4 separate regions of the Homo sapiens genome follow, and regions 1, 2 and 4 are each linked to region 3. The links are chromatin loops, found by intact Hi-C in ENCODE. Cell type or tissue: HCT116. All regions are shown on one strand.

The links. Peaks named below come from ENCODE experiments on the same cell type or tissue, not always from the same donor. Only the 100,000 strongest peaks of a DNase experiment are listed, where the experiment ranks them.
Region 1: a loop joins it to region 3, with 8 times the contacts of the local background. A loop is called at or near these places in 38 of 110 quality-filtered maps.
Region 2: a loop joins it to region 3, with 10 times the contacts of the local background. A loop is called at or near these places in 33 of 110 quality-filtered maps.
Region 4: a loop joins it to region 3, with 9 times the contacts of the local background. A loop is called at or near these places in 48 of 110 quality-filtered maps.

Annotation. Positions count from the first base shown.
Region 1 is chr17:11,639,566-11,647,565 of GRCh38, forward strand. DNAH9 (dynein axonemal heavy chain 9) reads left to right here. Exons shown (of 69, transcript NM_001372.4): 10 at 705-819; 11 at 5,066-5,134; 12 at 7,507-7,633. Among named protein-coding and RNA genes, the nearest start is that of DNAH9, 45 kb to the left of the region's middle. In HCT116, CTCF peaks have their summits at 4,901 (motif pointing left) and 5,107; a DNase peak (open chromatin) is centred at 4,906.
Region 2 is chr17:11,931,427-11,939,426 of GRCh38, forward strand. DNAH9 (dynein axonemal heavy chain 9) reads left to right here. Exons shown (of 69, transcript NM_001372.4): 64 at 588-779; 65 at 2,454-2,645; 66 at 5,926-6,096. Among named protein-coding and RNA genes, the nearest start is that of ZNF18, 62 kb to the right of the region's middle. In HCT116, a CTCF peak has its summit at 4,544 (motif pointing left); a DNase peak (open chromatin) is centred at 4,525.
Region 3 is chr17:10,873,159-10,881,158 of GRCh38, forward strand. It overlaps LOC124903926 (a long non-coding RNA gene), which reads left to right and starts at 2,030. Exons shown (of 2, transcript XR_007065619.1): 1 at 2,030-5,146; 2 at 7,314-7,737. In HCT116, CTCF peaks have their summits at 3,033 (motif pointing right), 3,232 and 6,149 (motif pointing right); a DNase peak (open chromatin) is centred at 2,983.
Region 4 is chr17:11,983,622-11,991,621 of GRCh38, forward strand. It overlaps ZNF18 (zinc finger protein 18), which reads right to left. Exons shown (of 7, transcript NM_001303281.2): 3 at 7,353-7,542; 4 at 6,841-6,929; 5 at 492-576. Among named protein-coding and RNA genes, the nearest start is that of ZNF18, 9.9 kb to the right of the region's middle. RefSeq lists an enhancer at 7,670-8,000. In HCT116, a CTCF peak has its summit at 3,540 (motif pointing left); a DNase peak (open chromatin) is centred at 3,530.

The DNA.
Region 1 (8,000 bases), 770 kb after region 3:
AGAAACTCTGGAAGTTAATTAAGCAGGGAAGATATTATTCCCATTTTATAGATGTGAAAATTGAGACCCAGGGTGATTGAGTTGTCTGTTTAAGGGAGTGTTTCAACCCTGACTGTTCAATTAGAGTCATCTTGAGAGCGTTTTAAAAAAACACTCAATTGTGGCCAGGTGCAGCAGCTCACGCCTGTAATCCCAGCACTTTGGGGGATTGAGGCGGGTGGATCACCTGAGTTTGAGACCAGCCTGATCAATATGGTGAAACCCCATCTCTACTACAAATACGAAAATTAGCCACGTGTGGTGGTGGGTGCCTGCAAATCCCAGCTACTCAGGAGGCTGAGACAGGAGAATCACCTGAACCTGGGAGGCAGAGGTTGTAGTGAGCCACGATTGCGCCACTGCACTCCAGCCTGGGCGACAAGAGTTAGACTCCTTGAAACACTCATGGCTGGGCCCCTCCCAGAGCAATGAAATCAGAATAGCTTGGGCATGGGACCCAGGTCCCCTGAGGCTGGGAGTGTTCGTCTCAGGGTTACTCTTTCTTCCTCTTTAACAGAACCCCCCAGGAACTCCAGTGTGCTCCCAGGTGACTTTAGTCTGGAGATAATGAGGCAAAAGTGGAGTACTTGGTGGGAGGTGTTTGCCGAGCGGAGAGGACTGAGGTGCTCTAGACTCATTTCGGTCTGTCTGTGCCATGTCTCCAGGGTTCTCCCCGGTGCACAAGAACATGCCCACCGTGGCTGGCGGCCTCCGCTGGGCACAGGAGCTGAGGCAGCGCATCCAGGGTCCTTTCAGCAACTTTGGACGCATCACACACCCGTGAGTATTGTGTTCCTGAAAGACAGGCTTGTCTTGGGCTGCTGTTCCTGCTCTAGAATCTGAGTGTTGTAGAAATGCAACCTGCTTAACGAAGGCCAGAAAATCATCTTCCTTTCTTTCCATTTCCAGCAAGGGATTAGACACCTATTGGCAAAACAGTCATGATATTGATGCATTTGGACTGAAGGGCAGGGCCCTTGGTGTTAAGTGCTGTAACTGGCTGACTCATTTTGCTCTGGGGGATTCATTTCTGGAGGACAGTGAGCCAGGGATTTTAAGCTCTGTGGAGTTCTTCCACACGTCTCCCTTTGACATCATGTCTCCTTGCTGCTGAGGCCACTGGAAAGTAATGAAGCCCAGTGTTTCCTCAAGTGCAGTATGAGGTCTCTGTCCATCAGGATAACTCTGGAAAACCTGTTAAAGATGCACATTCCAGGGCCTCACCTGTCACTGGCTGAATCTGAATCTGGTGTGGGCTGTGAATCTGCCCCTTCAGCAAGCTCCTCCTGTGATTCTGACGGTGACCAGGTTTGGAAACCCTCAGCTTGCTTCATAGCTGAGGTTAGAAGCTGAGATAGAAGCAACTCAGCTGCTAATTGTGATGTTGTGTTTAAGACGCTGGCTGAGGAAAGGCAGTCTTTCTCTGATACCTCTTTCTAAAAGACTTAATCTTGCTGACAGCACACAGGTTTTGGAAAACACAACAGAAGGAAAAGAATCAAACTCTGGCCATTGGACTCACAGGCTTTTTGGAGTTAGGAAGAGCCTTAGAGACCCTCTGGTCTGGCCCAAGTGGGAAGACTCAACACCATCAGAGGCCAGACAAATGGATGGCCAGGATGGGGTCTGCAGGGGGCCACCAGCACCCCACTCCAGCATTGCCAAGCAGAAAAGCAGACCCAATGTGAGCAATCTCCTGACTGTTGGAGATAAGCTGGAAACTGGATTTTAGAGTTGGACATCCAATTTTCCAATGATCAAGGATTCCATTTTTTCTCAAACTCTGTGCAGAACTAACAAAGCATGCCTGTGAGGCAGGTCTGCCCAGCGGGTGACCCATTTGCAGCATCTGCTTGGGTGTGGGCGAGATCTTTATTTTCAGATGAAGAAATGGAGGAAATGAAGAGAGAAGGGAGGTGACTTGCCCAAGGTCCTAGAGACAGCCAAAGAAAGAACTGGAAGAAATGCCTGATTCTCCAGGCTCCTAATCCAGAATGCTTCCCGGGGACCCCCCAGCCCTGGAAGTTTGGCGGGGAGTAGATCTGAGCCCTCATGCATCTCAATCACGCAGCAGAAGGCAGAAGGGAGAAGATAGGTGAATGGGGTGGGGAGGGGTGCCAGGGCTGCCCCTAGAATGTGGACTGCCACAGCTGTCACAGGTCTGGTTCCCAGGAAGCAGACCTATGATGTGTGTGCAGGAATTTATAGAGATCCTTTCAGGAACAGCACTCATGAGGAAGGGAGGGGAAACAGATCGGGCAGAGAAAGAAGTTGAGCTGCTGAGCTGCAAGAAAGTTGCAATGGGGGTCTCAGCTGGTCCTCCAGGGAGTTTGGGCCCTTCAGAGCTGTTCTGCCTCCGTACCCCTACATCAGCTGGTAGGATGTGGGCTTTCCTGGGGAGGGGCGTGACCTTTGGGTGAGGCAGCTCTCTCTGGCCAAGGCTGCTCCCAAAGAGGGAGGCAGCGGTACTTCTGCAGCAGCCAACACTCCTGGCTGGAGGGGACAGGGCGAGGCAGGGGTTGAAGCAGGAAGGTTTGGAGGTGTACCAGGGCCTGGTCCCAAGAGGCGATCTGGAAGGCACACAACAGAGACCTCTATAATTCCCGTGAAAACTCCCCCTTGTTTTAAAAATGAATTCAAATGTGTATTATGGGCCGGGCATGGTGGCTCACACCTGTAATCCCAGCACTTTGGGAGGCTGAGGCGGGTGGATCCCCTGAGGTCAGGAGTTTGCAACCATCCTGGCCAACATGGTGAAACCCATCTCTACTAAAAATACAAACAATTAGCCAGGTGTGGTGGGGGCAGGGGGCGGGGGGCGCCTGTAATCCCAGCTACTCAGGACGCTGAGGCAGGAGAATCACTTGAACCTGGGAGGCAGAGGTTGCAGTGAGCCGAGATTGCGCCATTGCACTCCAGCCTGGGCAACAAGAGCGAAACTCCATCTCAAAAAAAAAGTGTATTCTATTCTATAATAGGTATTGATTGGTTATTGAAAATGTTTTAGATTCCTCACCATGAAGTGACATGGGAACTGCAGGAATTTCACTGTGCTTATTCCTGTGACTTCCCAGACCCACTCGGCCACACGCCCACGTGAGAAGCCTCACTCTGCTCTGGCCTCATTCTTTTCTAGATACAAAACTGAGACCCGGGGTTGGGGCCTGTGGGGCTTGTGGAAATCACACAGCTTGGCAAGGGAAAGCGCCCATTCGGGCTGGAGCATATTCTACCTCTCCTTGCTGCCTGGCAGATGCATCTGCTCTTTCATCACAAACGTGGACTGAGTAATCAGGGGGAAAAAAAAACGCCAGCAAATTCATTGCTTTCTCTGCAGGCGCTAGGGCTTCTGTGGAAAGCTCGAGGGATCTGATGAAGAAATCCTATGTTGGTTTAAAGAGCAGATGGATTTTAAGGAATCTCTGCAGTAAGCTGCCTCATTTTGCCAGCAGGTCAAATAGAAACAAACCACCACATAGTTAGTGTGAAGATTTTGAAGAATTAAAGATACTTCACCAATTTCTTCCAGGACTGGACTTTCATTAGTGTTGTGGGAAGTGTCAAAACCAGTTGAGGGTAACCGTACCTCGAGCCACACTCTCTTCCGTGGTCCTTAGCATTCCTGCAGAAGCCTCCATTTGTGTGTGCACACTTGTGTTTACACATGTTATATGTACGTCCATGTGCACTTTCATGTATGTGTATTACATGTGCACATGTTTCAGGGGTAAGAGCTGGGAGGGACCCTCATGTAAAAACGTGAAGAAGTGGTAGTGTTTCGGATCGCGTGTTCTAGATGGATTTCAGAAAAGGGGAAACATATATTTAAATATATAAAAAACATGTTAATATATCTGTACCTATATAGATATTTACCTGGCATATAGTGTTATAGACAATCATGTATTACTTCACAATGGGGTTATGTTCTGAGAAATATATCCTTAGGCAATTTCATCATTATGTGAACATCATAGAGTGTATTTACACAAACCTATGTCTGTGGTCTAGAGTATTGTTCCTAGGCTACAAATGCCCTATGGTCTAGCTTAGCCTAGGAGCAATACGCTCTATGATCAACACGCTCTATGATCAATATGCTCTATGATCAATACGTTCTATGATCAATACGCTTTATGGTCTAGCTTAGCCTATGATCAATACACTCTATGATCAATACACTCTATGGTCCAGTGTATTGCTCCCAGGCTACAAACCTGTGCAGCGAGTGACTGTCCTGAGTATTGCAGGCAATTGTAGCACTATACTAAGTGTTTGTGTATCTAAACATATCTGAACATAGAAAAAGTACAGCAAAAAATAAGGCATAAAAGATTTAAAAAATGGTACGCTTGTGTAGGACACTTACCATGAATGGAGCTCACAGGACTGGAAGTTGCTGTAGGTGAGTCAGTGAGTGGGTGGTGAGTGAATGCGAAGGCCTAGGACATTACTGTACACTTTTATACGATTGGCAGCACAGTAGGTTTGTTTACACCAGCATCACCACAGCCATGGGAGTAATGCGTTGCACCATGTCAACAGGCAATAGGAATTTTTCAGCGTCATTAAAATCTTATGGGACCGCAGTCACATACGTGTATATATGTTGACCAAAATGCCATTATGTGGTGCATGACTGTATATAACATTGATGGTCTTAAATACAGAAAATTACAGCACCTAGAATTTTTTCATATCTCAATTTCCCTTTTATTCAGATTTTTGAAGGACCTCACATACCTTGTGTGTGACTGGCTCAGCTAGGTGAGGGTGCTGGTGGAGCTGCGGGCAGGAAAGGTTATGAGAGCTCTGACACTTGCGGAGCTGCCTGCGTTTCAGGAAGTGCAGATGCCCTCTAGTGGCCAGAGTAAGATGTTCGCGAAGAAGAAAGGCTCTTTCAGGGCTGTTTGGAAACGAGCCAAGGAGCTATTCACGCTCTTCTTTGGAGACTGCAGTTTGTTCCTCGGATTATTACTTTAACTTCTTCTAATTCTGTGTCACTTTTTCTCTTTTGTACGAGTAGTTGCATGGAATCTGCAGAAGGAAAGCGAATGCAACAAAAATATGAAGATATGCTGTCATTGCTAGAAAAGTAAGCAACTTCTGGCATTGCGTGGGTCTGCAGATTGCACAGCCTCCATGCTGCCTTTTGCAGCTCCGAGTTTGTGCAGATTCCTCAGTGGCTCCGAAGTATCACTCTATGTTTTATGTTATAACCACGATATTTGTGAGTACAGTATTTCCGGGTTGCACACACACAGGGTATCTGGGGAATTCAGCTGTATTCTGGAAATAAATACTTTTCCAGTGTAGTTTTGCTGGGAGTGTGAACTAGAGCTAGGAGTGGGGTGCTACTCATGGAACTCCGAGACGGATGTCACGGAAAATTGCAACAGCTGCTTACTCAGCAGAAAGCAACAGTGCATGCTGCACAAAGAGGCAATAAGTTTTAAAAAGTACTTCCTGCATCATTTTATTGAGAAAGCATAAGAGTGAAAATTTTATATGACTTCAAAGTTGTAACTGCTTTAAAGCTGAATAAGTCTTTCCAGGGCTTAGGGTCTAGAAACAGCCATTGTCTTGATTTCTCCTTCTGCCATTTGTTCTTTCTCCTGGTTCAGGAGGGAAGAATGGTGGCCGTTGAGATTATAATTGTGATTATGCTTAGCATTGTTCCAGACAGATTAATTAACAGCACCTCTACCTGGCAAGTAACACACATTCCACCCCTTTTACCTCTAAAATAACTTCAAGTCCATCCACTCCTCTTTGTCTCCACCACCAGTGTCTTCACAAGAGACTGGAACTTCTCCAGGCTGAACTGCTGCAGTGGCTTCCTAACAGTCCTTGCTGCCTCCAGATCTGTTCCCCTCAGTACCCACATTGTTACCAAATCCAATAATGTCACCATAGCCACCACCAGCTGGGAGGCCTTGCGGTGGTTCTCACAGCCTCCTTAACATGACATGAAAAGTCTTCCTTGAGGTGGTTTTTGCCTCCTCGTCACCACCTCCAGCCTCTGCCATGCTCTGTAGTCCTTGTTTCAAGCACACAGTTTCAAGCATGCTGTTTCTCACCTCTACCCTTTGGCTACACCAGGAATGCTCACTCTCCCTTTGCCACCCAACCTCTGGCCATCCTCTGAGACCCAAGCAAGCATCCCTTCATCACCTCTCCTATGAAACCTTCCCTGACATTCTCCTTATCATCCCCAGCCTTCCACCTCTGCTATTAGGTGCCTGATGTCCTGTACATTTCTCTTTTTCTTTTTCTTTTTTTTTTTTTTTTTTGAGACGGAGTCTTGCTCTGTCGCCCAGATTGGAGTGCAGTGGCACAATCTCGACTCACTGCAAGCTCCGCCTCCCGGGTTCACGCCATTCTTCTGCCTCAGCCACCCGAGTAGCTGGGACTACAGGTGCCCACCACCACACCCGGCTAATTTTTTGTATTTTTTGTAGAGACAGGGTTTTACCGTGTTAGCCAGGATTGTCTCGATCTCCTGACCTTGTGATCTGCCTGCCGTGGCCTCCTAAAGTGCTGGGATTACAGGTGTGAGCCACCACGCCTGGCTAATTTTTTTTTTGTATTTTGAGTAGAGACGGGGTTTCTCCATGTTGGTCAGGCTGGTCTCAAACTCCCAACCTCAGATGATCCACTTGCCTCGGCCTCCTGAAGTGCTGGGATTACAGCTGTACATTTCTTTAGGATTGCAGTTGCTGCACTGTGTCAGGGTGATCTGTTGGCCTGCGATCCCCACCATTAACTGCCTTTACTGTCAGGTACTCATCCATCATTTGTATCCCCGAAGTCCAGCACATGGTAGGTGCTTGGTCAGTGTGTCATGACTGAATGATGAACGTCCATGAGCTACGTAAAGATTAGTGTGAGAGCGAATCTTCCCCAGTAACTTCTTGCAACATTTACTGAGACTAATCACAACTTCCTTATCCCCTCAAAAGATCTCATGGGGTCTTTCTCCTCTTCTCTGATTTAAGCAATGCTACCTTTAGAAATCTGTGGCTATGGCCGGGTGCAGTGGCTCAAGCGTGTAATCCCAGCACTTTAGGAGGCCAAGGCGGGCAGATCACCTGAGGTCGGGAGCTCGAGACCAGCCTGAACAACACAGAGAAACCCCATTTCTATTAAAAATACAAAATTAGCCAGGCGTGGTGGCACATGCCTGTAATCCCAGCTACTTGGGAGGCTGAGGCAGGAGAATCACTTGAACCCGGGAGGCAGAGGTTGCAGTGAGCCGAGATCACATCATTGCACTCCAGCATGGGCAACAAGAGCGAAACTCTGTCTCAAAAAGAAAGAAAGAAATTTGTGGTTACTCTCAGAAGCTGACCCAGCCTGGTTGGGTCAATGACTAGTAGTATCTTCAATTTATGTTACAGATCATGACCAGGCACCGGTGAGCTGGGAGGGGGCTTATGAGGTGGCTGTTGTCTCTGACCCTTGCAGGTATGAGACAAGACTTTATGAGGATTGGTGCCGGACAGTATCAGAGAAGTCACAGTACAATCTTTCCCAACCACTTCTAAAACGTGACCCAGAGACGAAGGAGATCACTATCAACTTTAACCCACAGGTCAGTTGGCTGACAGTAGCTCTCTTTTGGGTTCCTGAAGAGTTTCTTTGAACTCTGCTGATTTCAAAAGCGTAAAGACTTTTATTTTTTTGAGACGGAGTTTCACTCTTGTCGCCCAGGCTGGAGTGCAGTGGCGCGATCTCAGCTCACTACAACCCCTACCTCCTGGGTTCAAGTGATTCTCCTACCTCAGCCTCCCAGCACAAAGACTTTTTATAAGAACATGCAAAAGATTCTCAAAATAATTTGTACCCTGGATTTCTTTTTTGGGATGAATTCTGGGGTGTAGTGTTTTATTAAGTTGTCCATGTTCACATTTTTCACTAGGGTTGCTCAATATATTTGCTTCAATTTTGCACAACAGGAA
Region 2 (8,000 bases), 1.1 Mb after region 3:
GAAGACCATGTAACAGTCAGAGTCTCAGAAGATTTTACTGACTGTGTGACACCCTTGTAGTGTAGGAGTCCAGCAGCCCAACTCTGGGCGGGAAGCTTCCACAAAGATTCAAGGAGCAAAACACATTCAGTACCCCCTGTACTCTTTTTCCCAGCTTAACTCCCAGGCAGTGATTACACCTGCTAAGGTTCCACAACAGGCAAGAAAAGCATGGTAGGAAGGGAAGATATTAGAGATGGTGCCATGGCATGTGCACCCACACCCCACACCCCGGTACATAACATTCTTATTGCATGTCACCCTGATCCCCATCAGCTACATTAGTGAACTTTATTAGCACATCCGTATGCATAAACTTGAACCCTAAACCAAACCCTATTATCACCTGAATCTAAACCTTAATTCAATGCTCAGCTAACCTGACCCTTCCACACGTTCCCCCCAGGCTGTAGTCTCGCTGTAACTCAAACCCAAACCAGAATATATGGTAATGTTTTCCAACACGAACCCTGATTGTAACCTCACCCTAGCCAGCCCCGTATAAGAGAAGTTGTGTGCGAACCTTAAAAGCGACACTCTCATTTCAGGACACTCTGGAGATGTGTTCTCGGGAGACGGAGTTTAAGAGCATCCTCTTTGCTCTTTGTTACTTCCATGCGGTGGTGGCAGAAAGACGAAAATTTGGGCCCCAGGGATGGAATCGCTCATACCCCTTTAACACTGGAGACCTCACTATCTCTGTGAATGTCCTCTACAACTTCCTGGAGGCCAACGCAAAGGTAAAGGCCATGGACATTCAGGGACCAGCCAGGTTGGGAGAGGGTTAAAATTATTTAATTTTGAGGGGTGAATCAGAGGGGTCTAGGATGGGGCCTGAGAATGTGCATTTCTAACAAGCTCCCTCGTGATGCAGATGCTGCTGATTCGGGGACCATAATTTAAGAGTGTAACACATGGTCATGTTCCAAGCCCCACTCCCCATTACCTGACAGCCAGATTATTTGAAACCTTGATAGTACAAATCGGAGCCCATGCATCAACATCATTGGCAGGACCTGGGAGCTAGTTAGAAATGCAGAATCTCAGGTCCCACCCAAACTTACTGAATCAGCGCATTTTAACGAGATTCTCTGGTAATTCGTATGCACGTTAAGGAGGGATGATGCAGTGCTATCCTACAGAAGGGGCATGAGCACACAGAAGGGCTGCACCCCACACAGGTGGGATGAGGCAGTGCCAACCCCAGGACTAACCCAAAGGCTGAGAATAGTACAACTGTGAGGTGAGAGCCATGGACGCTCAGGAAGTCTAACTAGAGACTCACACAGTGAGTCAGTCCCATGAGAGTTTGTCCCGGGCCCCACCAGACCATACCTATGTCTTCACAGCATGGCAGGTAGACTGTGATCAGCAGGAAGAGACTTCACACTCGCCTGATATAAGTTCCCAAACTTCGCTAACAATCAGTGCTCTTCCAGTTAAGGGAATATTCACCTCGTCAAGGTTATTCTAGTTCAGGAGCCAAACACAGAGTCAACAGGGCCACCACCTCTTCCTCGTGGGGAAAACGAACCAGGCCCAGATGCCCTGAGAAATCCTTCTGTCTCCAGCCCTTGGGCCTGGGAAGCCCACTCAACAGTAATCTTTCATTGCTGGCTTTCCTCCAGTGACCTCCCTCCCTAAGTCTCACACCAATGAACTTGTGGGCTTTGTTTATTCCCTTTGAACTTTCAAAGGGGACAGTTAATCTTGTCATTAAAGGCAGAAAATTAGAAAAGTACTCTGGTCCTCACTTTTCTCCATTTGACATTCACCTATTTAAAGAATTTCTAGGTAGAGCCTGCCTTCACTGTCACAGTTAAAAAGCTTGAAAGAGGGAAGGCATATATATATGGGGCGTGGGGTTGGCAACTTTCCTGTCTTCACTCTTTGATGTAATTCTTCAAGCTTTTTTTTTTCTTCTTTTTTTTTGAGATGGAGTTTCGCTCTTGTTGCCCAGGCTGGAGTGCAATGGCATGACCTCAGCTCACCACAACCTCCGCCTCCCGGGTTCAAGAGATTCTCCTGTCTCAGCCTCCCGAGTAGCTGGGATTACAGGCATGCACCACCACACCCAGCTAATTTTGTATTTTTAGTAGCGATGGGGTTTCTCCATGTTGGTCAGGCTGGTCTTGAACTCCCAATCTCAGGTGATCCACCCGCCTCGGCCTCCCAAAGTGCTGGAATTACAGGCGTGAGCCACCGCGCCCGGCCTTCTTCAGGCTTTTAATGAACTCCCCAAACACCCCTAACCCTGCTGGGCACTGAGGGTATGGAGAAAAATAAGACATTGCTCTCAATCTCAAGAAGCGTCCCTCTCTTGTGGCTTTCTGTGCTGCCCAGATGGGAGGCCAGCCCCGACGCCTGTGTGGAGGTCTTTCTTCCTTCCTCTCTTTCTTTCCCCCATCACTCAGGTCCCCTATGATGATTTGCGCTACCTGTTTGGAGAGATCATGTATGGAGGCCATATCACAGATGACTGGGACAGAAGACTCTGCAGAACCTACCTGGGGGAATTCATTCGACCAGAAATGTTAGAAGGAGAACTGTCTTTGGCCCCAGGGTTCCCACTCCCAGGCAACATGGACTACAATGGTTATCATCAGGTGAGACTCTGCTCTGTGCTTCTGATGTCGTGAGGGTGCTCACAGGGCCCTGGGTATTCCTCCCACGCCGACCTGCACCACCAGGGAAGCCTCTGCTGGGACATCACCATGGGCTGCAGGCAGGGGCTGAGGCAAAAGGGCTTAGACAGCTGAGCTCATGTCAAATCTGGTCCTATGCCCCAAGCCTGCCCTGTTTAAGTTGAGAGATACGGGATTTCTAGCCTCAAATTAATAATCAAATGGAGCCTTTGGAGATCTTTCGATTCTTGATGATTGGTTCAGTCATTCTGTGTGTTGCTGTTTTCTACAAATAACATCTGGGACAGTTATTTGGTTGTTTTCACTTGGGATGTTGACAAACCCATTTTTTTTTTTTTTTTTTTTTTTTTTTTGAGATGGAGTCTTGCTCTGGCGCCCAGGCTGGAGTGCAGTGGCGCTATCTCTGCTCACTGCAAGCTCCGCCTCCCGGGTTCACGCCATTCTCCTGCCTCAGCCTCCCGAGTAGCTGGGACTACAGGCGCCCGCCACCAAGCCCGGCTAATTTTATTTTTGTATTTTTTTTAGTAGAGACGGGGTTTCACCCTGTTAGCCAGGATGGTCTTGATCTCCTGACCTCGTGATCCGCCCACCTGGGCCTCCCAAAGTGCTGGGATTACAGGCGTGAGCCGCCGCGCCTGGCCTGACAAAGCCGTTTTTCATGGAGCAAAATTTCAGGCAAGACCTTAGCCAACTTTTGGTAAAGTTTCTGTGGGTGATTCTAAATATCCCTGGAGGAGCATGGTCTTGTGCCAAGATCACTCAGGTCACTCACCCCTCCCACTCCGTGTTGGTGGCTATGAACACAGGCACATACCGCATACGTATGCCACAGTCAGCATTCTCATGAAGGCTTTCTTTTCTTTTCTTTTATGAGACGGAGTCTTGATCTGTCACCCAGGCTGGAATACAGTGGTGCGATCTTGGCTCACTGCAACCTCCGCCTCCCAGGTTCAAGCTATTCTCCCTGCCTCAGCCTCCTGAGTAGCTGGGATTACAGGCCCCCACCACCACACCCGGTTTTTGTATTTTTTAGTGGAGACGGGGTTTCATCGTGTTGGCGAAGCTGGTCTCGAACTCCTAACCTCAGGTGATCCACCTGCCTCGGCCTCCCAAAGTGCTGGGATTACAGGTGTGAGCCAGCACGCCCGGCCTCATGGAGGTTTTCTTACTATTACTTCGGTCTTTTATGTTACTATTACCACAGCTATGTTTAAAGTATTCATCTTTGCCTATTTCACCTTCCATGGAAAACATTCCAAAAGATTTTTTTTTTTTTTTTTTATAAGACGGAGTCTCACTCTGTCACCCAGGCTGGAGTGGAATAGCGCGATCTCGGCTCACTGCAACCTCCGCCTCCCTGGTTCAAGTGATTCTCCTGCCTCAGCCTCCTGAGTAGCTGGGATTACAGGCGTGCGTCACCACGCCCAGCTAATTTTTGTATTTTTAGTAGAGACGGGGTTTCATCATGTTGGTCAGGCTGGTCTCGAACTCCTGACCTCATGATCCTCCCACCTCAGCCTCCCAAAGTGCTGGGATTACAGGCGTGAGCCACCGCGCCCGGCCCGAAAGATATTTTTTAGCAGTTTTTATTGGTAGGCTTTTGAACATGCCTAGAAAAACTCTTGAATATAAAACATAAGGGAAATATTGATCACAGGAATATTAACTGCAAGCTTTAAAAAAATTTCTTTAATTCATTAAACTTAAGGGTAAATCGTAAAAGTCATTTGATCCAGAAAAATTGGACCTATAAGAGGAGATTTAAAACAATAAAGCTCTTTAAGGAAAATAAGAGGAAATGTTTTTAACTACTTCACCAAAGGCAAAAAGGCTTTTCCCGGGAAAATTGTGCAACAGCGTCCCCTAGTGTCCATGGGATAATTCGACAGGAGGCTGGAGCAAGTAACAGGCAAAGGAAGTCTGTTTTTCTTATTCAGCAAGGGTGAAATCGATTTGCACATTTCCAAATGACTGAGGTACACTCTCTTTCTTATACTTCTCTTTAATGTGTTAGTTAATAGATGGTTCTAGGGCATCTACATAGAGTCCAGGCCTGCACAGAACGCTGGAGGAAATACAAAAATGAACATACAGATCGGCCCTTGAGGAATGGGCAATCTATTAGGCTAGGTGTTAATAACACCAAGGAATCGTCAAAATCATATCAGGAACGGAACTTGAGGGATATTTTCCCACCATCGTATAAAGAGCCATGAAGAGGCGCTCAAAACATTCAGAGCCAGGCGCGGTGGCTCCCGCCTGTAATCCCAGAACTTTGGAAAGTCAAGGCTGGAGGATCACTTGAGCTGATGAGTTAGAGACCAGCCCAGGCAACATAGTGAGACCTCATCTCTACAAAAAATAGAAATAAAAAATCGGCTTGAGCATGGTGGCATGTACCTGTATTTCCAGCTACTTGGGAGACTGAGGTGGAAAGCACTTGAGCCTGGGAGGTGGAGGCTTTAGTGAGCTGTGTACTCTACTGTACACTACTGTACTCTAGTTTTTTCAGCAGAGTGAGAGCCTGTCTCACACACACACAATAAAATAAAATAAAATAAAACTGAGCCTTAGCCGCTGGTTAGGATTTTTAGGCATTAGGCATGGCAGACTCTAGCCACTAGCACTGGCCACAGAAAGGAGCTGCTAGGGTGACACATAGTTTCAAAATTTTTTTTATTTGAATACCTTTCACCAGGGGCGCAAACTCTCCAGTTCGCAGCCAATCTCACCTCCTTCGTCCTAAGCCCAATTCACTTGTTTATTTTGCATGTGCCATCCCATGTACATGTTCAGGTTTGTCATATCTGATTTAGATGGAGGGGAGAGAAAAGAAGGAAAGGTCTGGAATCCTAGAAGAGCTTACGTAAAATCACTAGGGAGGGATTCGTATTTTTGAAAGACTATGAGAAGTCCTCCTCTGGTCTGCAGGAAAAAGAGTCATCAGGGAGGAGTGGGAGGCATTGGGTGTGGAGATAGATAAAGTCATCTAAGCCTCCCAGAAAAAAGAGAATGATAGAATGAATGTGGAAGTTTTGGGAAACGGGTCCAGCCGACAAAAATGGATGATGTCAAGGTGCACTAATAGGTGGAGAGGGTGATGAAGTCAACCAGGGATGGTGAGCAGTGTCCCCTGGAGGAGGGATACTAGCCCATGGACTCCCTGCAGAGGACAAGCCGGTGTGGGAGATGGGAGGTACGTCCTGGTTTCTTTTTAAGTGAGCTTGCCCTTGATTTTCAGTACATCGATGCTGAGCTGCCCCCAGAATCCCCCTACCTCTATGGCCTCCACCCGAACGCAGAGATTGGCTTCCTGACCCAAACCTCAGAAAAGCTCTTCCGCACTGTGCTGGAGCTGCAGCCTCGGGACAGCCAGGCCAGAGACGGAGCGGGCGCCACAAGAGAAGAAAAGGTGTGTGTGGTGGGGACTGCCTGAGGTCGTTCTGGGGGACCCCGAGGATCATAGATGCACACCTTTCTCCTGCTGGCCATTTTGGCAGTACACAGCATAGACAACACACAAAGCACCAACCACCTGCAGCCTGGAGATGCTTGCCTGTCACCGCCAAGAGCCTCTCCCCTCCCGTCATCACCATGCTGGCCATCAGTTAAATCATAGGAAGTCCCTGCCATTGGGTTCAGCAGTTTTCTTTGCCAGTCCACCCAAAGTCCATTTTTATTCAGCTTCTCTGCCAAAGTGAAGAAAGGGCAGGGCTGAACAGTGGTGGCTTGGGAACCTTGAATGTGACTTCTTGATCCCCTGGCAAACCAAGCAAGGATGGGTAAGGGGTTGCCCCTGAGCACCCCCACCTCAGTTCACCAACCAGATGCCAGTGGGGAAGAACACAGTCCTTCATAATGCAAACGCCTTCCCTTCGTGTGAATGGCTTCTAGTCCGAGAGTCTCTAAATACACAGTTACCTGCCACTAAGCACAGGACTTCCTGAAATTTTAGGAAGGTGGAAGGGAATTATGGAGTAGAAAGGCAGACCAGGGTGAGGTGTGGGTTTCAGGACAACCCAAGGCAACATGGGGGCTCTGATCCTGGTGTGGGGGTAGCTGAAGATAAAGAAAGAATGGGCCTCACACCTGTAATCCCAGCACTTTGGGAGGCCAAGGCGGGCAGATCATGAGGTCATGAGTTCGAGACCAGCCTGGCCAACATGGTGAAACCCCATCTCTACTAAAAAATACAAAAATTAGCCGGGTGTGGTGGTGGGCGCCTGTAATCCCAGCTACTCGGGAGACTGAGGCAGGAGAATTGCTTGAACCTGGGAGGTGGAGGTTGCAGTGAGCCAAGACCGTGCCACTGCACTCCAGCCTGGTGACAGAGCAAGACTGTCTCCAAAAAAAAAAAAACAAAAAAAGAATGGGCCACCAAAGGGAAATTTCTCCATGAATTTTTTTCTGAGACAAGCTAACCAACTTCCTAAAGATGTATTTGTACCAACTGACATCCACCCCATGGTACTGCCTGGATTTTTTTTTTAATTTAATTTTTCTAAGAGTAAGATTTCACTCCATCACCCAGGCTGGAGAGTTCAGTGGCATAATCACAGCTCACTACAGCCTGCAACTCCTAACCTCAAGCAATCCTTCCACCTCAGCCTCCTGAGTAGCTAGGACTGCAGGTGTGTACCACCACGCCCTGCTAATTTTTTAACTTTTTGTAGAGACAGGGTCGCACTATGTTGCCTAGGCTAGTCTTGAACTCCTGGGCTGAAGCAATCCTCTCATTTTGACCTCCCAAAGTGCTAGGATTATAGGTGTGAGCCACTGCACCCGGTCCTAGCTGGGTTCTTTAATTTAGAGATGCCATTAGGTTTACAAGTAAACATCCTTGGGAAGATTATCAAACTTTTAGCCTCTAGAGACTGATTTTAGGAAAGCAAACTGATACTAAAAGAGTTGGACTTTTATATAAAGGTATGGAGTCATGTCATCAAAATAGTATTTCTCAAATTTTAATATGCCTAAGAATGTGCCAGAGAGATTGAAATTCTGACTCCGAGGTCTGGGGTTAGGTTGCATTGGCAACCTAGTGATTTTGATGAGGTGAGCATACTTCGAGAAAGCTGCTCCATATCACTCTACTCAGTCTATTCCACTATTTGATGTATAATTTGAAAATAAAGAGAAGAACCCACCCAGAATGAATAATGTTCCTAGATCTAAAACTGGAAAAGGCTGAGACTGTATAAGTAATAGACTTAGAATTCTTCAGTCAAGGTTCAAAGAAGGTTCTAATGCTTATCATTTCCTTATCCCCTCCCCCAGCTAACCCAAGAAATGGGGTGTGTATGTGCTTGTGTATTT
Region 3 (8,000 bases):
TCCTGGACCACCCATCACAGGCTCCTTCCCCCACGCTCAGTGTAAGTGCAGCTTGCATCTTTGGCAGCCTCTGTATTCAGCTGTTGCCTATTACCTGTAGACTCTTTAGGAATGAGCCTGGCTGCCACCCAGGCTTCAGGGAGCCTCGATAGTTCTCCTTAAGTCCTGTCCTTTCTCTGACCTGAGGTGTTGGACCCGAAGCTTGCTCTCACACATGTGTGGAGAGCAACCCATATAAAACACCAATATCTCTCTTCAAAGATCTAATCCTTTGCATCTCTTTAACCTCCTGTGAGTCTCGGCTTTTTCCTCCATAGCCTGGAGACAGGTGCACATCTATTGAAAGCAGCAGTAGCTTTTGGCAATGCCCTTCGCCAAGCCTACACATGTGGTTCAGCATTACAGTGGGTGTCTACTTGGCACTCATTGTTTTTAGCTTTGGGGTCACAGCTGAAACTCTGAGATGACAAAAAGTCTCATTTTAATGACCTGTTTCACTTCCCTTTGGTTCACTGGGATACAAAGAGATGAATTTTTCCCAATATATTTTTAGAGGCATATTTATCATAAGAGCAGGCCAGCAGCCTCTCTGAGTGCTGAGGCCCTAATAGGGACTTGCAGTTATTGTATACCTACACCCCCACAAGGCCCCCAAAGATGCAGAGTGGACCTTTTGGTCCCTCTCCTCCCTTTGTCTAAGGACATCAGATAGTGATCATAAATATTCATCCCATCTATTTCCTGATGCTGGGAAGGGAAAATATTGCAAACACCACGAGCACTTGTTGAAGACACACATACGCCAGGCACTGTACCCAGAACTGACTCTACAGTGGTGATGGACAGGTCCTGCCCACGTGGATCCCCCAGTCTAGCAGACTGGACAACAGGATGGTGGCCTGGAGAAGAGGGTGAACATAAACTGGTGGACAAAGGGCCACATGGTTCGCCTCCAGAGATCTTCTTTAGAAAGGAGTCAAAGGGCTGGGCGCGGCGGCTCATGCCTGTAATCCCAGCACTTTGGGAGGCCGAGGTGGGTAGATCATGAGGTCAAGAGTTCGAGACCAGCCTGACCAACATGGTGAAACCCCGTCTCTGCTAAAAATACAAAAATTAGCCGGGTGTGGTGGTTCACACCTGTAATCTCAGGTATTCAGGAGACTGAGGCAGGAGAATCACTTGAACCTGGGAGGTTGCAGTGAGCTGAGATTGCGCCACTGCACTCCAGCCTGGGCAACAGAGTGAGACTCTGTCTCAAAAAAAAAAAAAAAAAAAAGAAAAGAAAAGAAAAGAAAAGAGTCAAGGGTGAGCAGTGCAAGGCTGAACAGCTTTCCATATTAGCCAAATACACCACCTCCGTCAGGATCCTCCCTCATAGAAGTCACCAGCACAGAAATGAGTCAGAACATTGTCACGTGAGCAATGGGAGCAGAATCTCCCCTCCTCGTGTCCTTGCTGCTGGGCCACAGGCCAGTGGTAGGCCTCTAAAGGGTTTAGAGTCACACAGGATGATGAAGGGGACAAATCAAGAAGAAAAGAAAAAAGGGAGCTTGCCAGGCACCTTCTTCTGCACCTCCAATTCCAAATGCACTCAGTGGATGCGTGGGAAGTGCTGAATCACATATGAAAGCAAAGCTTTAAACAGGATAGACCAAGCTTTAACAACAACAACACAAAAGCTTGAATGTCTACGAAGTTGGATCTGCATCTCATGGAGAGCCCAGGAGGTTTTTGCAGAGTACAGCTGGTAATAAAAATATGGAGGATCTAGGCCAGGTGCAGTGGCTCACGCCTGTAATCCCAGCACTTTGGGAAGCCAAGGCAGTCTGATTGCTTGAGCTCAGGAGTTAGAGACTAGACGGAGCAACATGGGGAAAACCTGTCTCTACAAAATACAAAAAATTTAGCAGGGCGTGGTGGTGAGCACCTGTAGACCCAGCTACTTGGGAGGCTACTTGCTTGAGGCCAAGAAGTTGAGGCTGCAGTGAGCCGTGATCGTGCCATGCATTTCAGCCTGGGTGACAGAAGACAGAAAAAGACCATGTCTTAAAAAAAAAAGAGGAAGATTTACCATGCCTCAGAGACTAAGTGCCTTACATTGTAATATAAAGTCTTTGAATCCTCACAATGACCCCAGGAGGTAGGTGCTGTTATTAACATCGTCCTTTCCTCCATGAGGCTAATAAGACACAGAGAGATTAAGTGTCTTGTCCAAGGTCATAGAGCTAGAACCTTGACTCCAGAAACAGCATCTGCAACCCCCAACCCCCCACCCTCGCGGCCTTTTGCCTATTCTGCAATCTCATGAAATTTCCTTTCCTTCTTTGAGGCCAGGAGCTCTCCAAGGTGCTGGAGAGAGGCCCAGAAGCAGCGTAGAGAGGCAGCCCCGCCAGACCCTGCAAGACCATAGTAAGGACCAGGATTTTATTTTGAGAATTAAGGGAAACCACAGGCGTCTAAATGAATCACTGCTGCTTCCGCGCTGTCATAGCCAGCACTCTGGCTGTGTCTCTATTTAGCACTTGAGAGCTGGCTGTTTACGTGCCTACTTCTCCTTCTGGACTGGAAATGTCTTAGAGCAGGGACTGCATCTTAGCCATTTTTATATCTTCTTCACGCTGTCCCAGTTACACAGCACAGTGCTGGCATATATTAAACATTTAGTACCTGTTTATTGAATGAAATTAAAGTAGAAATGGATTCTTAATTATCTTTGAAAAATCTCATTTTCCGGCAGCCCAATTAATTTCAAAGAGACTCAGGAATTTCTACAGTATCATGGCAATAACAATGGTAATGTTAATTCCGGTTACTAAGCTCTCAGTGTTACATGCTGGGATTTGGGCAAAACACTTTATATCACCCTTAGTATATTGAGAGAGAGGTACTCTAGGTCCTCCCAGTCACTGGTAGTCCTTTCCCAAGCAGAAGACTCACCTGGGCGAGCTTATAAATCCCAGAGGTTAAGGAGAATACGATTTCACAGGAGTGGCCACTAGGTGGTGGTGTGACACCATCATCACCTCGCCGTGGGCTAGTGGGCAACTTGGACCAATTGCGCGGGGCCGGTGGAGTGGCTGGGGGCCTCTTGGGAATCAAGATGGCCAAGATGGGGGTCTGTGCACCAAACTCTGTAGTTGAAGTTGAGGGCTTTCCAGTTTATGCTGCCCATGAGCAGATGAATGGAGAGGACTCTTACTAAGCCAGGGTGCATTTTCTTCTTGTTGAAATCTGAAAATTATTCACTTCATTTCAACTCAGTTGAACAAGACATTATTGAGTCTCAGCTCTCACTAACACCCCCTCTGTCTTCACACCCTCTATTTTAGACTGGATTGGGGTGTGGGGACAGGAAGGCCACCAGTCCCAGTTCTCACATTTATGAAGAACATGATTAGGCATTTAATGTTGCATTCAAATAAGGCCATGCATACGATCATTATATCCCTCCCGATGTTAAAACAGTTTATTCGTTCTTACGAATAATGGTATATTTAAGTTGTACCATTATTTTTGTGCTCTTTTTTTAGCATACCTTCGTTTTAAAAATATGTCAGCATCTTTAGATATTGGAAGTATTTAGGACTCCTTTCTCAATTTTTGAAGAGCTACCTGTTTGAAGAGCAACTAAAATGCTTGCAGTCCCATCAAAATAACTAATCGACCACGCTTTCTCTGATTTTATTGTTTTTGCGCTTGCTAATTTCCACTTCTGGAACAGTTTCTTCTCTGTCTTAAGTTGATCTATTCCTGCCTATTCTTCAGATTTTAGATTGGACATCACCTCCTGTGCAAAACAAGAGCTTGTTAGGTGCTTGCTTTTACCCCATTGTTATTCTTTCTACTATGCTGTAATTCACGAATCCTTCTCTGTGTCCCCTAAAAGATCAGGGGTTCTCAACTTGGGGTATTTGGACCTTTAGGCTATCCATGATATGCCCTTAAAATTTTGTATTATTTACTTACTGCCACAATAATACAGAATAAGAGCAACCACAAAACCTCAGTGGCCCATAGTAAGTGAATATTTGTTATGTGTCTAGAGTCAGCTGAAATTCAGCCAGGCAGGGGTCCTGCCACTCTTGGATGGGCTTGTTTACACCTCTGGGATTACCTGACTGCTGGCTGATGGAGATTGGCCCTTGCTGCGGCAACTGAGCCGTGTTCCACATGCTTCCCATCTCCCTTCTGGACTAGAAGGCTAACCCAGGAGGTCCTTCTCATAATGGTTGTGGAAATGCAAAAGATCAGGCCCCAAAATGCAAGTCTGTTTCATCAGCTTCTGCATTGGCCATTCCCACTAACATCCCTTTGACCAAAGCAAGTTACATGGATGAGCTCAAATTCAAGTGGTGGGGAAGGCCCCCCTACTCACAGAGGGAAGGTTGGCCATGCTGCGTGGCCAAGGGCATCATTCAGAAAAGAGAGAAGAATTAGGGCCATTGCTGCTATCTACCATGGATTGTATGCCAAAATACTGTATATTTTCTGGAAAGATGATCTAAGGCTTTTACCAATTTCTTACTGGGACCCATATCTGCAAAAGTTCAAGAACCTCTGATATAGACCCAACTTTGAGTTTAGGGACTATATTTTCTTTATTTGTATATCTTCAAAACCTAAAATATAGGGCCTTGATCATAACAGGCGCTCAATAAATGTATGTAGAATGAATGAGTGCCTTTTGTATGCAGGCCATGTATAGTATTAGGTTCTGGGGATACAGAATTTAGCCAACCAAGGACTCTATTCTCAAGGAGCTTCTACTATGTGTGCTCTCTGAGAGAGCTGTTTTTCAGGGGTTGGAGTCAGGAGGCAGGTGGACATCCTTCCGCCTCAGCCAGTATGTGTTTGCATCATTATGATGCCTTGAGGGTGAAATTCAAGAAAGAACAAGTTCAGGGGAAACATAATAAACAAAGATGCTCAACTTCTGGGGTCCCAAATGTGAATTATCCTGCAGAAACCATATGCTGTGCAAGTAAACATATATGTGGGCATAAAAAAATAGAAGTGGAGACCTCATATTTGTTGGTGTCACAAAGTGAATAATGCATTTTCTTAGCAGCTAGTTCCAGAATCCCGGTCCAACAAGGAGATTGCCTCTGTCCAAGAAAATATCTTGATAAGCTGCTCAGGGCAGAAGGTGAGAGACCCTGAAGGCATGGGTGTCCAGTGAAATGAATTGTTTATTTTTTCCTCACAATGCAGGAAAGAGACAAAGGAGATAGAAGAAGTGGAATAAGGGGAAAGATAAGAACTGGAAAGCTGAACCATAGCCCAGACCCAAGCAGGAGAAAGAGCAAGAAATGCCTATGAGAAAGCCGGAAAGAAACCCCTGGAATTTGGAAGAAAATGTCTAAAAGGTTGTTTTCAGGAGATGGCTGGAAGGTGTTCTCTGGGACCCTCCCTCATGACTCCTAAGTAACCACACTTGCAAATGCATCTTGCATTTTGTTTCCTCCAGCTTTGTTTTGGTTTTGCTATCATGGAACTGAGAAAAAGACTGAGTTACTCATCAGGATTGGTGTGGTCCCAAAGAGATATCACTTGGTAAATGTAGTAACAGATTTAGTAGCAGGACCCTGGAGATGGAGGTTTCTAGGCTTGTGCTTCTGAAGTCTTAGGGACTTGGGGAAGGGTCTGGAAGCTCAGAGACTGTGGAACCATGGGATATCAGGGCATCTGTGCCTGGCACTTGCTCTACGACACTTTCTACTTGTAATGTTGGGCTGGTTTCTTAAATGTTCTGCTTCTGTTTTCTCACCTCTAGACTGAGGATAATAGTATCTTCTTCCTGGGGTCTTGGGGAGCTATCTAATGAGAAATGGAGACATCATACAAGACATAGCACCTGGCACACACACTTATACATGTTAGCTCTCATTATTTTAGATGTCACTGGGTTGTTATTATTATTTCTTTTGTTGTTCCCAGTAGCTGACATTTGGGTAGCATTGGCCTGGTGGACTGGAAGCAACACAGGACTGAGGGTCAGAAAACCAGTCTGGTCTTTGCTCCTCCCCTAAACAGCCATGCGACCTTGAGGAAGTCACTTTGCCCTTCCAGGCTTCAGGCTTCCTCTTCCTCCTCTAACTGAAGAAATTCGACAAGACTTTCTCTGAGGGTTGTTTTTTCCCCTCAACCTGTAGGAGGCACCATGGCCCCGCAGCTCCCAGCCTCACAAAGCCTGTTTTGACATTGGAGGAAGCAGCCCTGTTGCAGTCCACGGTCCACTCCGAAATCCATTTTCCCCACTCAGCATAACACTGAAATGAGACTGACTTGGTGTGTTTGTTTACACCCCTTGGGAAGTTATTTCCCCTTTCACTTAATTACCTGATATCCAGACATTGCTGTGCAAAATTCGCCTCAAATACATTTTGTAAAGTCATCTAGACTTGCTCCTCTGGTGCTTTGATTAAAATGTGCAATCTTCCCCAGGCTTCAGCACCTCATTAAATAATTGCACCTCCAGTGAGAAAGTAAACAGCACACTCCGGGGGCACAGAGAACAAGATAAACGTGGTGCACATCCAGCAGCTATTTTATACTCCATCCCCCGGGCAAACACATAACCTCTGGCTTAAGGGCTGGATGGATACTGGCTTTAAGTTGCTTTCTTTTTGCAATCTTTTTGGGAAGGAGTATGATCTAGAAGCAGAGCAGAATCTCCTCTCCCCGCCCTTTCCCAGCTCAGTGTCTGCTTAACTTGGGCTCAGCCCCGGCGGAAGGACCAAGGGTTGGTTGTTCACTGGGAACCTGGCTCATCCCCTAGCAGCAACTTTGCATGCAAAGTACCAGGCGTGGGGGCTGGATACAGAGCACATTTCCTAGAGGGTGTTGCAGTGCTGTTAAGGGATTGGCAACTTTGAATCAAGTCCCACCTTTCTCATTAATTCTTGATGTTGACCTTGAGCATTTCACTTTACCTTTTCTGACCTTCATTTTCCCCCTGCCTCTTCTATAAAATGAATCTGGGGTACGACTATAGAGGGAGTGGCTGAGTTAGGATGGAGGAAAAAAATCAGTGGAAAAGATGAGGTCAAGGAACTGACTCACAAAGCCTATGATGACAGGTGATGATAATGACCAACAGCACAAGGAGCCACCTTTGGGCTCCAGGATAGGAAGCTTGATTCAAGATGATGTCCTAACCACCATGGTCCCAAAAAAGGCTGAAGGATGCTGGTTGGTGAGGGTGTTGGTGGAAATTTCTTTTCCGTGGCATTACAACTCCAAGGTATGGGAATTGAGGATCTAACCACCAGGCTGGCATAGATTCTTCTTGAATTTGTCTTCTTGTTCCACAGGGAATGGCAAGGAACCTGAGGAACCAGCGTGAGGAAAACCTGGATGATCTGACGTCTTCCTCACTTTATCCCTACCTGTCCACGCCTCCATCCATCCACCCATCCATCACTGATCAAGCTCTCACTATGTCTATAGTGTAGAAGGTGCCACCAAATGCAATGGAACCTCTTGTCTCATGTGTCTACTTGCATCTTTAAGTTGATACACGGAAGGCACAGTCCAAGCACAGGATACTGGAAGCTATGGAGGTACAGTGGCCTCTGAGCAAACTGAAAACTCTCTATCACTAAAGGGTTGGGCATACAGGGTATCTCCTCTGCTCTGCCACCTACCTTGAGGATGCTTTACATGTGGCTAAAAGTGGAGGCAGAGATATTTGGATAAATAAATGCTAGAGAATTGGAAATTCCTAGGACAAGTCAATTTGGATATGTCTATGTCATCCTTTTTTTTCTAAGAGACACGTAACTCTGATCCTTAAGGAGTTAGAGAGTTCCCATAGCTTAGGGTCTGGAAGCCATATTCCTTTTTATGTAACATCCTTGAATATGCTACTCGTATACCCTAAATTTACTCTGTAATTTTTTTTTTTTTATTTGAGAGGGAGTCTCACTCTGCTGCCTATCCTGAAGTGCAGTGGTGTGATCTTCACTCACTGCAACCTCCTCCACCCAAGTTCAAGCGAT
Region 4 (8,000 bases), 1.1 Mb after region 3:
AGGCAGGTGGACAGAAAGGTCTGTAGACTACCTGGCAGGCTGGTGTGAGAATCATGATGGGGATCCCACCAATGGTTGGTTGACAAGTGTGGTTTAGTAGAAAAGAGCATGGACTCAGAACCAGCCACAGCTGAGTTCCATCATAACTCAGCCCACTTATGAGCTATGTGGCAGTGGGTAAGTATTTGATCTGACACTCACTTTCATCAGGCTTAAAATGAGAATACCATCATCAATTTCATAGATTAAAGAAGTTACTCCGTGCAATGTACCCACAAACAGTTCCTGGCACACGGAATACTTTCAATACAAGGAAGTTCTTACTGTTAATTCTGCTAGCTCCAACTTGCCCCAGTTCCCAACTGTGTCCCTAACGATTTCTTTCACCTGGCGATTTTCAGTTCAGCAGATGTCTCTATAAGTGCATGGAAAATGCCTCACAGTTTTCCAGTCCTTCTACCTCCTTCCATCAGACTAACCCACACCCTCACCTCCTGAGACCATTTTCCCATAGGTCTCCAGCATGAGATCCCAGTATTGCTCCTTTTGAGTGGAATCCAGTTGTCTCCACTGTTCCTGGAAAAAAAAAAAAAAAAGCAATACAATACCATGACTCCAATGAAGGTGTTTGAACCTGCCTTCCCTGCCTAAAGGAAAGCTGAGAAGACAGAAACGTGCCATAGGATCCTGGCCATCGCAAGACCTGAGAAATCCCAGCAGAGTGGTTCAAGGGACAAAGAGGCCAAAGGGAAAACAACAGTCCCTATATCAGTGTTTCTTTCCTTGGTAAGAAAACATCTAGGCTTTACATTCTGCACCTCTTCAGGTGAATTATTTAAAAGTGGAGAACGTATAGAGGGCAGGAGCCTTTTCCATACTATTTGTTTTTATTTGGGTTTTTTTTTTTTTTTAGATGGAATCTCACTCTGTCGCCCAGGCTGGAGTGCAGTGGAGCAATCTCTGCTCACTGCAACCTCCACCTCCCAGGTTCAAGCGATTCTCCTGCCTCAGCTTCCCGAGGAAGCTTGGACTATAGGCACATGCCACCGTGCCTGGCTAATTTTTGTATTTTTAGTAGAGATGGGGTTTCACCATCAGGATGGTCTCGATCTCCTGACCTTGTGATCTGCCCGCCTTGGCCTCCTAAAGTGCTGGGATTACAGGTGTGAGCCACCTTGCCTGGCCGGTACTATTTGTTTTTTGTTTTTGTTTTTGTTTTTTAACTCAAGTGCTTGTACTAGACGTCTTTGAGGAGGAAGAGTCTGATAGTCCCACTATTTAATTAAAATCAGGAAATTCAAAAAGCAAAGAAAGAAGTTAAAAAGGAATCTGTTGGAAAAGCAAGTGCGAATCAGTAAGATGTAGTTAAGAGTCAACTGCATTGTAAGCTTCACCCTGAAACAAAGATTGGTATATTCAGAGAAGAGAGAGATGTTATAGCCATACTTGAAATATCTTAAAGTTCTGCATTTAGAGTCTAACATTAAATTAGTTTTCTTTCCAGATAGTGGAAAACTGGTAGGTTCTCTGGAGCAAGGTGTCCCAATCTCCAAAAGAAGCCCTGCTTTTCCTATGAAACGACAGACTGGAGACTCAAAACTGGGAATACCATACAGCTAGGGTCTGCTTTCATGAATTCAAATTTCAGTCTTCTACCAAGAAGCTGACTATTAGAAACTCAGATTGTATAGCAAAGGGATTAGCAGCCCATTTTTTGGAGTCAGACGTACTGAGTTTTAAGTCCCAACGTTGCCACTTTCTAGCTGTGCAACCTTGAGCAAGTTATTTAACCTTCCAGAGTTTCAGGCCTCACCTAATGATGGCACTGAACTCAAAAAAGTGTTGTGAGGTTTGAGATAAATAATGCAAGTGTCACCTGTTTTCATAGCACACTGTACTTTTTTTATTTATAGTATTTATCCATTTATTAACTATTTATGTGTATGTACAAATGTATGTGCACACATGTAAGTATTTGATTAACTGTTGCCTCTACTAGCAATGTAAGCTCCATGAGAAAAGGACTCTGTCATCCTCTCCATTGTATAATACCTTCCCAGTTCCCAAGACCCTGTCCAGGACAGAAGAGGCACTTGATATATGTTACCAGGGTGAAATAAAGCCCTTAGCAAACAGGTCCTCAGTAGATAATATATATTATTACCATCACATGCAGTCTCCCAGTCTCACCCCAAGGGTTTGCAGAGAGAATTAAGGGATTCTGCACACTTTCAGAAACCGCAAAGTGGATAGACATGAATAGCCAGGCTTCAGGGAATAGAAATGAGGAAAGGAACTACAAAGTCATCCTCCTACTGTACACAATATACTGTTTGGGGAAGGCACTCTCTGATATGATTTGGCTCTGTGTCCCCACCCAAATCTCATCTTGTAGCTCCCATAATTCCCATGTATTGTGAGAGGGACCTGGTGGGAGATAACTGAACCAAGTGGGCAGTTCTTTCCTGTGCTGTTCTCATCATAGTGAATAAGATAACATCCGATGGCTTTAAAAATGGGAGTTTGCCTGCACAAGCTCTCTCTTTGCCTGCCGCCATCCTTGAAAGATGTGACTTGCTCCTCCTTGCCTTCCACCATGATTGGGGGCCTCCCCAGCCATATGGAATTGTAAGTCCAATTAAACCTCTTTCTTTTGTAAACTGCCCATTCTCAGGTATGTCTTTATCAGCGGTGTGAAAACGGACTAATACACTCTCAGTCCTAAGTCAAGTCTGCCCCCTAGCACATCAAAGGGAAGTGGAAATGGCTCAAGGAGAAAAGAGATACCAAAAACTGTTCAATTAGCAGGTGCTAAGCCAAACACACAAACGAAAGAGGGTTTGGACTTTTTTGGGTGGGAAGGATAGGAAGCTGAAAAGCGACCTCAATATACTGAATTACACAGTCAACTATTAACTATAACCACATTTTTAATGTGAACTTTAATTTAAATTTTTTAATTTTTAAAGTATAAACAGCTAGCAGCTTATTCTGTTAATCTTCTGTGAATGCAGCTATTTTAACAACCTCCTGAAAATAATCACTTGAGCAAACATTGCTGAACACAGGAGTTCTCAGTCTTTGTGGTCAGAACACATGGACCTTGGCTTCAGTGCTAGCAGAGAAAAGGATGCACTTGCCAAGCACAGTAATATCTGCCTGGCTGCCTGGCTTGCTGACACAGGATCTATTCCATGAACACCAGAACAGTAACTACCAAGAAGAGTACAAGGCAGAAAAGGATACAGCCACCAAAACCCCCAAGGGTCAAAATCAGCTCACTCAAAAACCAGAAAAGTTGCTTCAGGAGCACTAACAGGGTACCTCCAGCTTAAAAACACAAATTTACTCAAGAAACTGCCAAGAAGCTGGGTACTTCGAATAAAACCTCCTACTGAAGAGGCAAGACGCCAATGGCAGCCAGCTTGCCTCTTTCTCATATTTAGAAGAGACGGAAAAACCTAACTTTCTATCCTGAAAGACAGACACATGGGATTTGATGGGAAAATTCTATTTTTGTGTGGAACTGGCACCATCTTGTGGGTTTATAAGATATTACAACTGACTTACACTTAGTTACACGCTGTTCCTTTCCTTTAAGTCTGAAAACAGGGGAAGGTGAGTAAATGCACTGCTGGAGTCTATGTGAGGTTCCAACCGAGTCATGGTTTCCACTAATGAAATAACTACTGTGTACTGATAGTAATACCGTATCATTATTCTGGCATTATTTATGAAGTTCCTCACTTATTTAAGAGATTAGAGGGAGTGATTAATTTAAAAATTCCTTTTACTTCCAAAGGATTCCATTAAATATCAAAGTCTTTCTGATGCAAATAATTGCTGTTAGTTTGGAGGGGATATTCAGATTGGGTAGGGACAACTTTTGTTCATTTGACTTAAATGGTTGCTAACTAGTTATCATCTGAAGGTAGGGAAATACAGACACACATATATATGTAAATACGGTTGTAAAAAACAAATTGGTGCTGATGAGCATTTTAAATCTTTTGACTTTAAGTTATCCAGAACAGGTGAGGATACTCTGTACCTACTACAGAAACAACAATAATCCTCCAAGCCTGGTTGACATATTCCACAGAACACCCAAATCTTTTTCACCAAGCAACATCTTGCTTAACAATTTGGTTTCTGGGCACCTTGAAAGCAGGCAGAAGGGTACCTTTGATTCACTAAAAAGATATTTCTCTCCCCTGCCACCTCCCCATCCACCTTCCCCCAGAGTAAACTATGAAATTGGTATTCTAGTTTTTATATATCTGAGCCTGGAGAGCTGAAGCTCAGACCCTGGTCTGAAACACAGCATTACCTACTGCCTTCTCTATTTTCATATTCACGCTACAGCAGATTGCAAGGCAAGTCCCAAGAGGAGTTCCTTCAACGTTTTAAATGATGTTTTAATTAAGATGTATAGGTTCGTGAAAAAAAAATTTTTTACAAAATACAACTTTTCAAAATTGTTAACTAAATATCAACATAAATCTGTCCCAGAGACTTTTATGTACAAGCAAAAATGAAGTATTAGGAATTGTTGAATTTACCTTCTGCCTGAAACAACTAAAAATGGGACAAAATGTATGAAACAATAGTTTTCAGACATTTCACATTACACAAGCAGAGCAGAACAAGATCCCTGAAAGTGGGAAAGCAAATTCAGTGAGCTCTAGTTATCCAAACTTACTGCCTAGACAGAGGATCCAGGCAGCAGCACAGGAAGGGAAACCCAGGCTGAGCCAGGCAGCCTCCCTGAGTTGAGCAGAAGGAGCTCAGAGTCTGGAAATGCCAAGATCCTTAGAATCGACAGGGTAGAAAAACTGGAGAGAAGGAAACTGCACAAAGAGAAAGCTCCAGAGATCTACAGAGCGTCCCCGCAAAGTCTGGAAAATAACCACCCAAAAGAATCAGAGGGAACAATCCCCTGAGTTCACACAGTGCTGGAAACAGTTCGTATTTCCACCAGGCAAAGTGGAAAACCTGGTATATGAAGGGGCATCAGATTACTCAGAATACTCAGAAGGGAAGTGCCTTAGCATGGAAAGAATAATCCTCGACTAAATGTTTCTCTGGTGCCATGTAATAAACTGTGTCCAAATAACTGCACCCCATAGCAAAGTTCAAGAACATTTATAGTAATACAAAAATATATAGCACCCCACCAATGTGATACCCAATCAAAGATTACCAGGCACGGGCAACATAGTAAGACACACAAAAATTTAAAAATTAGCCAAGCAGGCCGGGCATGGTGGCTCCCGCCTGTAATCCCAGCACTCTGGGAGACCCAGCTGGGTGGATCACTTGAGGTCAGGAGTTCGAGACCAGCCTGGTCAACATGGTGAAACCCCATCTCTACTAAAAATACAAAAATTAGTCAGGCATGGTGGCACACGCCTGTAATCCCAGCTACTCAGGAGACTGAGGCAGGAGAATTGCTTGAACCAAGAAGTCGGAGGTTGTAGTGAGCTGAGATCGCGCCACTGCACTCCAGCCTAGGCAACACAGCAAGACCCTGTCTCAAAAAAAAAAAAAAAAATTAGCCAAGCATTGTGGCACATGCCTGTAGTTCTAGCTACTCAGGAGGCTGAGGCAGGAGTATGGTTTGAGCCCGGGAGGTCAAGGCTGCAGTGAGCTATGACTGCACAACTGCACTCTAGCCTGGGAGACAAAGTGAAACCCTGTCTCAAAACAAACGAAAAAGACAAAGATTACCAGGCATACAAAGAAGTGGGAAAATACATCTCATAATGAGAATAATCATTGATCAAAACTGACCCAGAACCAATGCAGGTAGTAATCAGTAGATAAGGATATTAATACAAATACAACTATATTCCATATGTTCAAGAAGCTAGAGAAAAAATTGAACACATTAAGTATAGACATGAAAGATACAATAAAGCCCCAAATCAAACTTCTAGAGGTGAAAAATTCATCTAAAATGAAAAATATACTGGAAGAGATTAACAGCAGATTAGATGCTGTGAGATGAAAAGACTAATGAACTTAAAGACATCAAAATAGAAACTGTCCTAAATGAAACACCAAGACTTCAAAAACAGAATGAAAAATATACTGGATGAGATTAACAGCAGATCAGATACTATAAAAGAAAAGATTAATGAACTTGAAGACAAACAGAAATTGTCCAAAATAAAAGACCAAGACTTCAATAACAGAATGAAAAATATACTGGATGAGATTAACAGCAGATCAGATACTATAAAAGAAAAGATTAATGAACTTTAAGACATACAGAAATTGTCCAAAATAAAACACCAAGACTTCAAAAACAGAAAAACAATCAGTAAGCTGTGGGACAACTTGAAGAGCTCTGATACATGTATATACATTATCATTATACACATTCCACAGGTATTATTTCCCAAGTCCTTAAAGGAGAGGAGAAATAAGCGAGACAGAAAAAAAAATGCTTTAGAAATAATGGCCAAAAATTTTCCAAGTTTAGTGAAAACCATACACCCACAGAGCTAGGAAACTCAATAAATCCCAATTACATGAAATGTGAAAATGACTCCAAGGCACATCAAAATCAAATTGTTTTAAAAAATGAGAATACACTGAAATAAGCAAATATATATATATGTATATATATACACATTATATGCATAAGAACAAAGATAAGAGTACATTTGGCATGATTCTATTTTTACAAAACTCTAGAAAAAGTAAACTAACATATGGTGACAGACAGCAGATCAGAGGTTTCCTCAGGATGGAGAATGGGGTGAAGAGAAGCAGGAGGATGAGATTATAAAAGGTAAAAAGTTTCCTTTTCATCGCTTTTGTACGTCAGCTCACCTGAGGTGCTGCTGGGAGCAGTGAGGCTCCGAGGTCCTGGTCTCTGATCAGCCTTTCCTCCAGTCGGGCAGGCTGGGAGGCAGCCAGGGCTGAAGTGAGGAGAGGAAGTTTTCAGAATCTGGATGTCTTCCTTAACCACTCCCCAGAGGGCGCAGATAACAATCTTCACAAATCAGAACAATACCTGAACAATACCTGTACTGCCATCTATATTTCAAGACTTGTGTTTATCTCCCTGACACACTCCAACCCCCTCCAACATTCCAGTCTCACCCATATGTTCTCCCACCTCCTTCCTCAGAGCCAAAATCCAAATGGTCTGGCCCAGTCATAAAGCAGTTTAAAACACAGACTTTGACTCTCCAAACAAGAGCGGTTTATTTAGGTCTAACCTGTTTGCAAACCTCTCAGGGATACGCCAATCTGAGCAGCATACCATTTCAACTCACTTAGGCCTACTAATCACAATCCCAAAATCTCTCCAAGAGAACACCACACAGCACCATCCTCACCTAGTTCTGCTTCTGTGTCAGATTCCTCTTTCACGATGTGGCTCAGAAGCTCCCCAGGCCCTGAGGATGAATTCTCAAGTCCCAACTCCTGAGGCACCACTTCAAGATGGGGCTCCACTTCCCCCACTTGGCAGCTTGGAGATTCCATCTTCTCTGATAAGATGTCCTGTCCTAGAACCTGGATACTGATCTAGAGACCATATATTAATTAGTAATTACTGAAGAATCCAGAGTAAGGATCTCTAAAAGACACAAAGCTTACTCTCTACAACAGATCATAAGACAATTTCTAAGGATGTGGAGAAAGAGAAAACCAGCTTTTATTTCTAGTCCAGCAGGAACCAGGGAAAGAAACGTCCCAAAAGACACCAAAAGCTGAGGCCCGAATCAGGCGTGGGAGACCTTCAAGACATGCCACTAACGTGCTTCTACTGGATATGCGCCACCAATGAAAACTCAGGCATCTTTTAAATAACTTCTCAAACATTCTAGTCTAAAGGTGGAATGCGCTGGGAGACTTTACCCTCAATCCTCAATAGCTAAAGAGTGTTGAGAGTCAGAGAGTGTTAGAATTACGTGAGGTATGGGGGAACCCAGCTGTGGTATAATAAGAAATACACATTTAGTCTTTGTCCCCAGTTCCCATTC